2 separate regions of the Homo sapiens genome follow, and region 2 is linked to region 1. A link is a contact called in ENCODE Hi-C or POLR2A ChIA-PET data. All regions are on one chromosome and are shown on one strand. Each heading gives the region's core, a stretch centred on a gene start or an enhancer-like site at or near the end of the contact. The rest is flanking DNA. Distances are from core to core; before and after follow the strand shown.

Region 1 (6,030 bases), core at 60-2,559:
TATGATGAAGGGGGTGTTTTTAAGGACCAGAAGTCTGGCAGCAGTGCGCAGAATAAACTCGAAGCATTGATGGAGACCCGTTGGAGGCTTCTGCAAGGAACCAGGCTGACGTAAGGTCACAGTGCTGGGGTGTTAAGAGAAAAGGTGAAAATGAACAGCGAGAAATAAGAGATTTTGAAGAAAGAATGGAGATAATTGATTGTGTATACAGCAAAGGGGAGAAATCACCAGAGGTGATGTTGATTTTGAGCATGGATGGCAGGGAGAAGATGGCAGCCCTGCAGCCCTTAGGTGGAGGGGGGGGTGCGCCAGTGGCCAGGGGAGGAGCTCCTTTTGGAGATGGCGTTTGTGAAGACAATGGGCTCTTAACTGGGAAATGTCCAGTGGGCTGGAAGTCAGAGGAAATAACTCAAGGGATGAAAGAGATCTTGCAGATCTTACAGGGAGATCACAGAAAGGGAGAAAGAGAAGTAGGGCCAGGGGACACCCACGTTTAGGAGTAGGAGCCGCTGGCAAGGCTGTGGAAGGAATATTCACACCCCAAGGACAGACCAACCTGGGCACGAAGTGTCTCTGCCTGACCTTGGCCAAGTTGTTTATTCTGTCTGCACCTCAGTTTTCTCATCTATAAAATGGCACTAACAGCACTTGCATTACTTTCTGTGAGGACGATGTGAAATGTCTGAAGCATCTCACACACTGCACAGTGTCTGGTGCAGGGCAAGCACCAGCTGTTCTTCCTTTCCACACTTCCCTTCCTGCCACACCCTCTATGTCCTTTCATGGCAGCCACCTGAACACAGTTTCTCTCCTTTTAAATTGTTGTTGTTTTTCTTCTTACCCCTCCTCCTCTTCATCTCCTTCTTCTTTTTCTAGAAGAAACACACGGTCTTGTTTGCATGACCAATTATTTGAACTGGAAATACCCTCCATTATGAAGGAAGGAAATAATAAATTTTTTTCCTAAGGGCCTCTTAGCTGAAGCTGGCTATTACCTCACTGGATCCTTCCAGCAGCCCTGCAGGGTTTGGGAAGGCAGGTATTATCAGGCCTTTTTCCCCCCTACAGCTGAAGAAATGGAAGAATGGTTGTAAAAAGTTTTATTATTCTGTTGAGAACCACATGTCTAATCAGTACTCTCTAGCTCAGAGCTTTCTAAACTTCTATTTGTAGCCCTTTATTTTTGGAAATAATTTTACTCGGTAGTCAAATAAAATAGATATAGGCAACCCAGTTCTGGTTTCAGTGCAGTGGGGAGGTTCTGAGTCACGACTGCTTGGCTGTGCTCCCACTCCCAGCCCCAGGCCAGGCTGAGAAGTGGGGCTTTCCTTGTGGGGTAACCCAGCACCCAGAGCCTCTCCCTCTACACTAAGCTTCATTCTTTTCCTTTTCAGCCACAAACTTCCTGACTGTGAAAGCCAGGCCCCAGCCCAAGAAGGCTTCACAGACCCCTAGGTGTGCCCTCTGTGTGAGCCAAGTGTTGACCCTGGCGATGATGCCAACAGCCCGACTCTGCCCAGCTTTCAGCCGCATGAGTGTGAACCAGCTGAGCGGCACCAGCTCAGGGCAAGGCAGAAGGCCAGGTGCACTGTCTCTAGGCAGGCAGGATGAACAGCAGCACCTGATGTCACAGCGGCCGGGGAACCACCCTGGTTGGGGCATGCTAACCCACCCTGCTAATATGCTTTGGGTCCTAATTTCCTTTTTGAATGAGTTTCTTAAAAAAAACAACTTGTTAGGTGAAAAGACAGTTTGTGGTTTTTAGAATGATGATTTGAGTAAGGCAAGTATTGGTAAAATGCTCTGCAGATAGTTATCGCATACGCTAATGCTTACATAAGATAAACTCCTGGCAATGGAATTAGATGAAAGTATATATACATTAAGTTTTAAAATATACACTATTTAAGGCAGATGAATAGACATAAAAAATAAAAGCAGCTTAAAAAAATAACACTGTTAACACAAGCAGAATGCTGCTTTATACAACCTTGATCTTGCCATCCCTTCCCTTCTACCTAGAGGACACCAGGATCCAGAATTTGGTGTTTATCATTCCTATACAGTGCTTTTAATGTTTTAACATTTTACGTAAATTATATTTTACTGCATGTATTCTTCTGAAACTTGCATCTTTTATTATTGTGATTCAGGGTGTTGTTCTGTTGCCCATGCTGGGTAGTGGTGTGATCATGGCTCACCATAACCTCTAACTCCTGGGCTCGAACTGCTACCTCAGCCTCCCGAGTAGGTAGGACTACAGGCTTGTGCCACCATGCCTGGCTAATGAAAACAATTTTTTTTTTTTTTTGGATACAGAGTCTCACTGTGTTGCCCAGGCTGGAGTGTAGTGGCGTGATCTCGGCTCACTACAACCTTTGCTGCCCAGGTTCAAGTGATTCTCCTGCCTCAGCCTCCTGAGTAGCTGGGATTACAGGTGCCTGCCACCGTGCCTGGCTAATTTTAATTTTTTGGTGGTTTTTAGTAGAGACAGGGTTTCATCATCTTGGCCAAGCTGGTCTTGAACTCCTGACCTCGTGATCCACCCACCTTGGCCTCCCAAAGTGCTGGGATTACAGGCGTGAGCCACTGTGCCTGGCGAAAACACATTTTTTGTGGCAACTGAGTCTCATTATGTTGCGCAGGCTGGTCTTGAACTTCGGGCCTCAAGCAATCCTCCTGCCTCAGCCTCCCGGGTAGCTGGGATTACAGGCATGCGCCACTGTGCCTGGCTGAAACTTGCATCGTCTTTTCCTCAGTATTATATTTCTGAGATTCTTCCATGTTGATACCTTTTTAAAGGAAATTTATTTTCACTGTATAACTTCAAATTGTATGAATATACTATAATTATGTATCCATTTTCTGGTTAATGGACATTAAAGTTGTACAGTGTTTTTTTCCTGTTACAAACAGTGCTTCTATGAACATTCTTGTACACATCATCTCTTGATTGTGTATGTGTGGGGGTTTCTCTAGGACATTTGCTTAGGAGTGGAATTACTGACTGGTTCATAGATTATGAGAATCTTCAATGAGATTGGAAGTATTCTCCAGGCCGGGTGCGGTGGCTCACACCTGTAATCCCAGCACTTTGGGAGGCTGAGGTGGGCAGATCACATGAGGATCAGGAGTTCGAGACAAGCCTGCCCAACATGGTGAAACCCTGTCTCTACTAAAAAAATACAAAAATTGGCTGGGCGCAGTGGTTCACGCCTGTAATCCCAGCACTTTGGGAGGCCGAGGCGGGCAGATCACGAGGTCAGGAGATTGACACCATCCTGGCTAACACGGTGAAACCCCTTCTCTACTAAAAATACAAAAAAATTAGCCGGGCGTGGTGGCGGGTGCCTGTACTCCCAGCTACTCGGGAGGCTGAGGCAGGAGAATGGCAAGAACCCGGGAGGCAGAGCTCGCAGTGAGCCGAGATCATGCCACTGCACTCTGGCCTGGGCGACAGAGCGAGACTCCATCTCAAAAAAAAAAAAAAAAAAAAAAAATGAGCTGGATGTGGCAGTGTGAGCCCGTAATCCCAGCTACCAGCTACTCCAGAGGCTGAAGCAGGAGAATTGCTTGAACCCAGGAGATGGAGGTGCAGTGAGCCGAGACTGCACCACTGCCCTCCAGCCTGGGTGACAGAGTGAGACTCTCTCAAAAAAAGAAAAAAAAAAAAGGAAAAAAAAAAAAAGTCTTTCCAAAGTGGTTATTGTAATTTACACTCTTATCCACAGTCAGTTACTCCACCTCCTCACCATCACTTGCTGTTGTCAAACTTTTAATTTTTGTGGAATTGATTGGTGTGAAATGCTTTCTTGTTGTGGTTTACATTTCTCTGATTACTAGTGAGGTTAGGCATCTTTTCACATATTTTATTTTTTTGCTATACGTATCTCTTCTTATGATAATTACCTTTGCCCATTTTCTTCTTTTGGAGTGCTTGTCCTTTCCATATTGATTATAGAATTCCATTAAATATTATGCTTACTAGTCTGTTATCAGTTAAATGTTTTGCAAATATCTTTCCCATCTGTTGATTCTTTTCACTTTTTTTTTTCTTGAGACGGGGTCTCAGTCTGCTGCCCAGGCTGTAGCACAATGGTGCGATCACAGCTCAGTGCAGCCTCGAACTCTTGGGCTCAGGTGATCCTCCTGCCTTGAGCTGGGAATACAGGCATACACCACCATGCTTGGCTATCTTTTCACTTTTAAAACGAGTGGACTTTTGATGAACAGAAGTTGATGTAATATAGTTGAGTTTTGTATTTAAATTTTTTATATTGTTAATTGCTCAGCTTGTACTTCTGTCAATAGTGTATAAGAGTGCCTGGTTTTCCACACTGCTGCCAACACTGGGCCTGAATGATTTTAATTTTTGTTAATCTGATAGGTGAAAATGGTGTCTCACTGTTTTGATCTGTCTTAATTATGGGTAAGCTTGAGCATATTTTCACAGGCTACTGGCCTTTTACATTTCTTTTTCTGTTTTCTTCATTTTTCTATTGAGTAGTTTGCTTTTTCCTAATTGATTTGTGAAGGCTTTCTGAATAGTAAAGAAATATACCCTGTTTCTGCTGTGTGTGTGGCTACATGCTGCATGTGTATCTCCTCACTGCAAGCCATTGATGATGGAACTAGAAAAACCTGAGCCTCTGTACCACATTTGCCCTCTTTAGCCCTTGAACACTAGCTGTGTTGCACAAGAATGTAAAAAGCTGCAATTGGAGGCTTTGTGGAAGTGGCAGGAGGAGCAATGTAGTTCTGTGTAAGTAGGAGCAATAGGGTAGGGAGTGTGTACACTGTGGAAGCCCATCTTCTATTAAAGGGTAAAACAAACAGAGACGGGAGAGAAAGTTTGAGTTGGAGCAATAGGAATGTGGCCTGCATTCTCATTTCTTAAGTGAAACGTTACTAATGCCCTGGTGAGGAATTCTGAAGTGCCTTGTGTAGCTTGGCTGCCCTTGGCTGGTGGTGAGAGTGGTGGAATGGAATAGTTCTGAGGGTCTGGCCTGTACCAGGCATGCAGCCCTGATGGAGGCTCAAGAAAGCTGACTTGCTCCAGGTCACAGGGCTGTCAGTGGCCAAGCTTGGATTCAACTCTGGGACTAGCTCGCTCTTCAGCCCTGTTGTCTGCAGCATACTAATGGTTCTACCATGATTAGTCTCAATTAGGGGAAGGCTTGGCTTTTATAAGGAGATTTGTCAGGAAAGCCTCATAACAAAAGAGTCAAATTAGAACATATTTTAAATAGATTGCCATCTCAACAGTGAAATTTCATATTTCTATGTTTTAATGTCAATAATTGGCTTAAATAGTCCCTCTTGGAGAACACAGGTAAATTAACAGTAATTATAATTGGGCTCTATTGAAAAAGAGCAATAGACTTAATAGTCCTGTTCATGCCTGAAAGAATGTTCAATGGAGAAACCAGCCAAGATTCCATTTTTCCCTGTCTTGCATTCAGTACAATTTGGATGACATTAAGCTTTCTCTTCACTCATTTACTCATCCAACAACTGCTTACCACATTCACATTCTGTGCCATTTTGTTAAGAGCTGAAAGAGTGGTGAACAGACCTAGGGCCTGCCCTCACAGAGCCTACAGTCTAGTGAGAGGGATAATCAATAAACAAGTAAACAAACAAAAAACAGCTGTTGTAAGTGCTGTGAGGGACATACACACGTGCTGCGACAGAGAATAATATGGGATTGACTTTAGTGGGCAGGTCAGGGAAGGTCACACACATTCTGTGGGTGATTGGGTACTAACATTTATTTTGGAGTTAAAAATACCTCCTACAGGTCTTTTGCTGCAGTGATGCCAGCGGGAGCATCAGGAGCTTGGGCTCAGAGCAGGACGCCTCGGATTGTTTTAAGAAAATGGCAGACGAACTGGGCATGGAGGAAATCGCTAGCTTTCATAAGGCCAAGCTAAGGAAAATGGGGATGCAGAACACCCTGCCAACCAACCCAAGAGACTGCTGAGCAGGAGAAGCGGTGTGAGACTTCCTAAGAGCCTGGAGGATTCCCGA
Region 2 (6,350 bases), core at 3,365-5,864, 37 kb after region 1:
TCATTCAACGGATAAGTCCAGTGGTAAAACTAGTTTTCAGGCATGTCTGGATCTCTGGGTTCAAACAATGTCATCAGGACTTGGTCTCTCTGTCTTCCAGCTTAGCTTCTTTAGCTTCAATATCAGACAAACCTCCATGTGGTTGCAAAGGTGGCCTGTCTGCTCTGTGTCTGTATGTTCTTTAGCACCTGCAATATAACATCAGAGGGAGAGTTTTTTTTTTTTTTTTTTTTTTTTTTTTTTTAATAGTGCCAGCAGGCCAGGTGCGGTGGCTCACGCCTGTAATCCCAGCACTTTGGGAGGCTGAGGTGGGTGGTTCACCTGAGGTTGGGAGTTCGAGACCAGCCTGACCAACATGGATTAACCCTGTCTTTACTAAAAAAAAAAATTAGCTGGATGTGGTGGTGCATGCCTGTAATCTCAGCTACTTGGGAGGCTGAGGCAGGAGAATCATTTGAACCTGGGAGGTGGAGGTTGTGGTGAGCCGAGATTGTGGTGAGCCAAGATTGCGCCATTGCACTCCAGCCTGGGCAACAAGAGCGAAACTCCATCTCAAAAAAAATATATATATATAAATAAATAGTACCAGCAAAAGTACCAATGATGGTTCTCATTGGTCAGGTCTGAATCAAGTGTAGGAATGGGGGCAGTGTGGGCAGTTGGGAATCAGCCTCACTTGAACCAGCTAAGGCTGGTGAGTGGTGGTTTCCTGAAAGGGATGTGGAGCAACCGAAAAATCAGGAATTATACACCATAATACCTATTTATGTATTTATTTATTAGATGGAGTCTCGCTCTGTTGTCCAGGTGGGAGTGCAGAGGTGCGATCTCGGCTCACTGCAACCTCTGCTTCCTGGGTTCAAGTGATTCTCCTGCCTCAGCCTCCTGAGTAGCTGGGATTACAAGCGCCCATCACCACACTCAGCTAATTTTTATATTTTTAGTAGAGACAGGGTTTCACCATGTTGGCTAGGCTGGTCTTGAACTCCTGACCTTAGGTGATCTGGCTGCCTTGGCCTCCCAAAGTGCTGGGATTATAGGTGTGAGCCACCACGCCCTGCTGATAATACCTGTTTATAAAAAGAGGATTTAAAAGCAACATTAGGAAATATTACTAAGTTGAAGTTCTAATACTATTTTTTAGATTATGAAGTTATTTTAGGGCTAAAGGTGAAAAGAAACCAGGCCATTGGGCAAGAAAACATGATGATAGACATTAAAAAGTTACTTGTAATTGAACAATATTTGTTAGAATTATAATGCTTATTCTTGATGTTACTCTTCCTCCATTTCTTGATCTCATCACTGCTTAGATTCTCCAAAATCTTGCTTCATAAATTTGTCCTGTTTTGCAGCTTAATCTTGTCTTTTATTTTTTTCCCCTGCTCCTAAGGAACCCCATTCCCCACCTCCCTAAACAAATCAACAAGCCTTTCAATTCTACTGCTTTTTATACCTCCTCTTCTTATATTCATTGGCCAATTGTTTAAAGTCATCAGTGATTTCCTTAATCATCAAATCCAATGAACTTGGACCCTCCTTGATGGCTTGCTGTCTCTGTAGTATTTGACAATATTGACAGAACTTTCCTTCTTGAAACCCGGAATCTTAGTTCCTATGAAACCCACTCTCCTGATGTTTCTCTTAGCTTTCTGATGACTTTTTCTCTGTTTACTTTGTTGGTTTTTCTTCTTCACCTTCTTTATATGTGGGTGATTCTCAAGGTTCTGGCTTCAAACTGTTTCACTATTCACTCTTTTTTTTTTTTTTTTGGCAGTTTCAAATACTTTCAAAAGAAGGGTATACACTTTTTTTTTTTTTTTTTTTTTTGAGACAAGAGTCTCACTCTGCTGCCCGGGCTGGAGGGCAGTGGCTGCCTCCCCTGCTCAAGTGATTCTCTTGCTTCAGCCTCCCATGTAGCTGGGATTACAGGTGTGCGCCACCACACCCGGCTAATTTTTGTATTTTTGGTAGAGACGGGGTTTTGTCATGTTGGCCAGGCTGGTCTCAAACTCCTGACCTCAAGTGATCCACGTACCTCAGCCTCCCAAAGTGCTGGGATTACAGGTGTGAGCCACCACACCCAGCCTACATCTTCTATTTAACTGCTTCTGATCAGTTCCTCTCCCAACACCTGTGTGATCTAATCCTAACTGTCCACTATCTAGAAAGACAGAGCTTAACTTCTTAACTTCTTCTAAAAAGATCTTTCCCTTCTGAATCCCATGGTACTTTTTTTTTTTTAATGGCACTACTTTAAAACTTGCATTAGCTCCTTATGTGTTAAGACTTGTCTTACTTTCTGGCCTATAAAGTCGCTTTTCCTTTTTCTTTTTTTTTTTTTTTAAGGAGATGGGGCCCCTGCTCTATAAACTTCTTTAAGAAGATTTTCTTCTTTTTAAACTTTTATTTTAGGTTTGGGGGTACACATGAAGGTTTGTTGTAAAGATTATTTCATCACCCACGTATTAAGCCTAGTACCCAATAGTTATTTTTTCTGCTCCTCTGCATGCTCCCACCCTCCACCCTCAAGCAGACCCCAGTGTTTCTTGTTCCCTTAAGATTTTCTAATTCAACTCTGCATCTCCTATACTGTAAAGCACAGTGTTTTGTATTTTTTCATTTGTTTTTTCAACATACATAAGCACTGACTATGTATTGTGCTAGGAGCTGGGTAAGTGGTTAAAAAAAACCCCGTGCTTTCTGCCCTCAGACAGTTTAGAGTCTCGTGAAAATACATATTGTGATATATAATCAATAAAACTTTATTGAAAGAATGAATCTTACATCTTAAACTCCTTTTTCATCTTCTTTCCCCAAACTCCTGACCTACATTCCTGCGCCCTTTCCCCTGATAAATCCCACAGATTTCTCAAATCCAGCAGCTGAATTGGATTCATGTGCTATGGATACACATAAATAAGTTTGCCCCATGTTCAAGAAACTCACAATAAAGCACCTTCTCTCCCCAAACCTTCTGCTGATTTTAGTATCAATGTTACTAACTCCTTCTTATTACCAAGGGGAAATCTTGGTATTCTTTTTGACTTCTTCCTCTTTTTCATATTTAATTCTTTAATTCAAGCAATTATCCCTCTTGTTGAGGTCCTTTCACCTATAGCAGAGGTTGAAAATTAGTGACCCACAAATTGTATCTAGCTAGTAGAGGTGTTTTGTTTTGTATAATATTATCAAAAATATGATTTTCCTGTTTCTCCTGAAAAATCAGGCAACACTGAGTCCTTATTTTTGCAAGAATTGGCTGGAGTTTTAGATGGGACAGCTCAATCAACTCTAACATTCCAATCTCTATCACTCCTTGCTTTTGTCACATTCAGTCCATTTCCTCACTTATGAAACTTTCTTAGTCCCTAATTTAGGCATCTGAGTTTGCCGTCTCTGGCCTATATGATCATAGACTGTCAGTAGTGGAAGAGATATTAAAAGATCAACTCGTCTAACAGTCTCCTGCTTCCTCTCCCCACTCTTTAAGAGACGGAGAAATGAGGTCTAAAGAGCTTACATTACCCAATCAATTTCATACAGCTAATGTGTAACAGGATTCTATAATATGCCATTAGGCCTCCTCCCTCATACGGATCATGTTAAACTTATATTTTCCCTTTGGTTTAATTGCTAGGAACCTCAGAGCCCAATTTGTGGCACCCCTCTAGTAAATACACGGACCTTTTGGTATGAAGTTTTGGGGTATTAATATACCCCTGGCTTTATTTTGTTTTCCAATTACCTTTACCTCAGTTTCTCTTCATCATTTTCTCCTATTATAGTGTGTATTTTTTTTCCCCAAGCATACTCAATCTTTTGTGAAAGAGGTACATCCGTACAGGCGTAAACTGTCGGGCTGTATTGTCTGGCTCCCAATTTCTTTCTTTCACTGTCATTCTGCTTTGGCTACTCACATTCTCTGTTTTCCTTGACAGCCAAACTTCTTGAAAGAATTGTCTTCACATGCTGTGTCCACTTCATCCTGTCTTTTCAATTCACTGTAAACAGATTTAAAGCCTTCAATGCCTTCTTTGTTGCTATGATATTAATACCAAAATTATATTGTATTCATCCATATATGAAGGACACAAAATGGTTTTCCCTAAATTATCTCAACTATGAAAAAATATGCAGAGAAAAAAATTAATAGGTAATGCATGAAAATGTTACTTCTGGGTAGCTGGATGACTGGTGAGATTTATTTTCTTTTAAAAATTTTCCACAGTTTTAAAAACAAGCGCATTAGAACACATCCCGATGTAAATTAGAAATTCTCAACTTACATTTTCTAAAAGGAGGCAGAAAACTAGAGAAGCGACAGTGAGGAGCCACTGGGCCACACTTCATTTCACCTTAAGACTGACTCAGAGAAAAACAAGAGGGTACGACTCAGATCCCCGGGGCCAGCAGCAGGGCCGCGGGGCACGACTGGATAACCGCTTGTGAAGAAAATTTTAAGAGAGCCCTCACGACCCTTTAGCGCATCCTAAAAGACCTCTGAATATCTCTGCCTCTCCCGCTAACGGCTCCAAACCGCAGATAACGGTCAATCGCCTCCGGTTGTCCTGGTAACAGCCAGCAACCACAACCCTGCCTGCGTAACTCCTCCCAGAACACCGTGCGTCTTATCGCTTCACTTCCGGGTTCGGAGGGCCGACTTCTTCCGGAAGTATCTGCCTGCCAGTCACCTGGCGTTTTCTGGCTGTGTGGCTTTACTAGACAGAATGTGGCGTATTGTTGGGCAGGGCCCTGAGGACCCTTTTGTTGTTTCCCCCCCGTTTAACAGGACTGGAAAGCTAAGCAAAGGCTTTACTCTCACGGAATTGGATGAATTGGACGTTAGTTTTTAAAAAGCCGAAGGGTACATGTTAGCTTTATTTAACCATTCCACAATGTATATATATTTCAAAACATGTTTTATACTATAAATATAATTTTTATTTGTCAACTAAAAAACAGCATTAAGTGTTAAAAGCTGTTAAGTCAGAATATAGAGATGAATCTTTGAAATTAGAATGCTTTATTTGGGAAGAAAATAGTAATTTGGGGCATATATGTAGACTGGGGTGGTCTTCGGGATGTCTGAAGAGTGAAGAGGTTAGAGACTTTATAAGAAGGAGAAATGTTACGTATTGGTCTCCAAGAGAGTTTATTGGCACTATTAATGTTTTGGTGGGGTTGGCAAACTGATTGCTGAGTGACGGTGGTGGGTAAAATTAGTCTTAGAATTGTAGCAGACTGTCTTAGTAGCCTTTAGATTAAATTGGTTTTAAGTGTTAGCAGGCAGTTTCAGCAGCCAGGCCTGTAGAGAATTATATTTTTCAAGTGATATTTGTGACCTGAATGTTTTTTCCCTCTGGCCTCTCCACTCTTTAACTGGTATGACAAAAGTGACCCGATTTATATGATCAACTTTCACAGCTGACAGGTGGTAAACTCTTTACAATTATATGTAATTTATTTGTTACTGTGATAGATTTATACAATTTTAAATAATTTAGTTCCCATTAAAAAAGCAATTATTTTTGCTTTAGAAAATGAAGGCCAAAAAAACCCCCAAAACACAAAACCTCCAAATCCTACCCATTTAAGGACAACCAATGTGAATACTTTGTAGGAGTCTTCCAGACCCTTTCTATGAATTATAGTAAGTACAAATTCAAAATGGAATCATACTGTATATGCTAGTTTGGAACTTAAAAAACTTTTTTTTTTTTGAGACAAAGTTACTGTGTTGCCCAGGCTGCAGTGTAGTGGCCCGATCTCGGCTTACTGCAACCTCTCCACCACCTGGGCTCAAGCAATTCTCCTGCCTCAGTCTCCTGAGTAGCTTGGGATTATAGGCGGCGCCACCACACCCAGCTAATTTTTGTATTTTTAGTAGAGATGAGGTTTCACCATGTTGGTCAGGCTGGTCTCGAACTCCTCATCCCAAGTGATCTGCCTTCCTCGGTCTCCCAAAGTGCTGGGATTACAGGCATGAGCCACCCGCGCCCAGCCTGAATTTTTTTTTTTTTTGAGCTGTTGTCTTGCTCTGTCGCCCAGGCTGGAGTGCAGTGGCGCGATCCCAGCTCACTGAGGCAGGAGAATTGCTTGAACCCAGGAGGCAGAGGTTGCAGTGAGCCGGGATGGCGCCACTGCACTCCAGCCTGGGCGACAGAGCAAGACTCTGGCTCAAAAAACAAAAAAACAAAAAAACAAAACAAAACACCCAAAAACTTTTAATGAACATATTTTGTTTAAAAAAGACACTTAACATGGTTGTATATATTCCATTATACCTCTTGTTGGATATTTAAACAATTGATGTCTTCCCCTGCCGCCCCTTTTTTTTGAGGAGGAGG

Evidence for each region. A loop is a pair of places that touch in the nucleus more often than their neighbours do. ChIA-PET counts read pairs that join two places held with the same protein, here RNA polymerase II (POLR2A). Pooled maps may share reads with other maps.
Region 2: a map of naive thymus-derived CD4-positive, alpha-beta T cell shows a loop between it and region 1 (5-fold over the local background). The contact joins the promoter of GIHCG here to the enhancer-like site in region 1. A Hi-C loop is called at or near these places in 6 of 168 maps with a recorded cell type or tissue (B cell, CD4-positive, alpha-beta T cell, CD4-positive, alpha-beta memory T cell and 2 more), 5 of 37 single-sample maps with no recorded cell type and 16 of 50 pooled maps. POLR2A ChIA-PET finds 5 or more read pairs at or near these places in 24 of 52 experiments (B cell, BJ, CD4-positive, alpha-beta T cell and 17 more).

What each region holds. Positions count from the first base shown.
Region 1 is chr12:57,897,827-57,903,856 of GRCh38, forward strand. No RefSeq gene overlaps it. Among named protein-coding and RNA genes, the nearest start is that of GIHCG, 35 kb to the right of the region's middle. RefSeq lists enhancers at 606-655, 1,256-1,475, 1,636-1,715. Within about 2 kb of position 1,310, at least 28 of the 41 ENCODE cell types and tissues checked have a DNase peak (open chromatin) inside an H3K27ac peak, as active enhancers do; they include B cell, CD4-positive, alpha-beta T cell, CD8-positive, alpha-beta T cell and 3 more, where a contact is called at or near this core.
Region 2 is chr12:57,931,550-57,937,899 of GRCh38, forward strand. It overlaps GIHCG (GIHCG inhibitor of miR-200b/200a/429 expression), which reads right to left and starts at 4,615. Exons shown (of 3, transcript NR_038269.1): 1 at 4,290-4,615; 2 at 3,921-4,004; 3 at 1-188. RefSeq lists enhancers at 4,040-4,540, 4,541-5,041.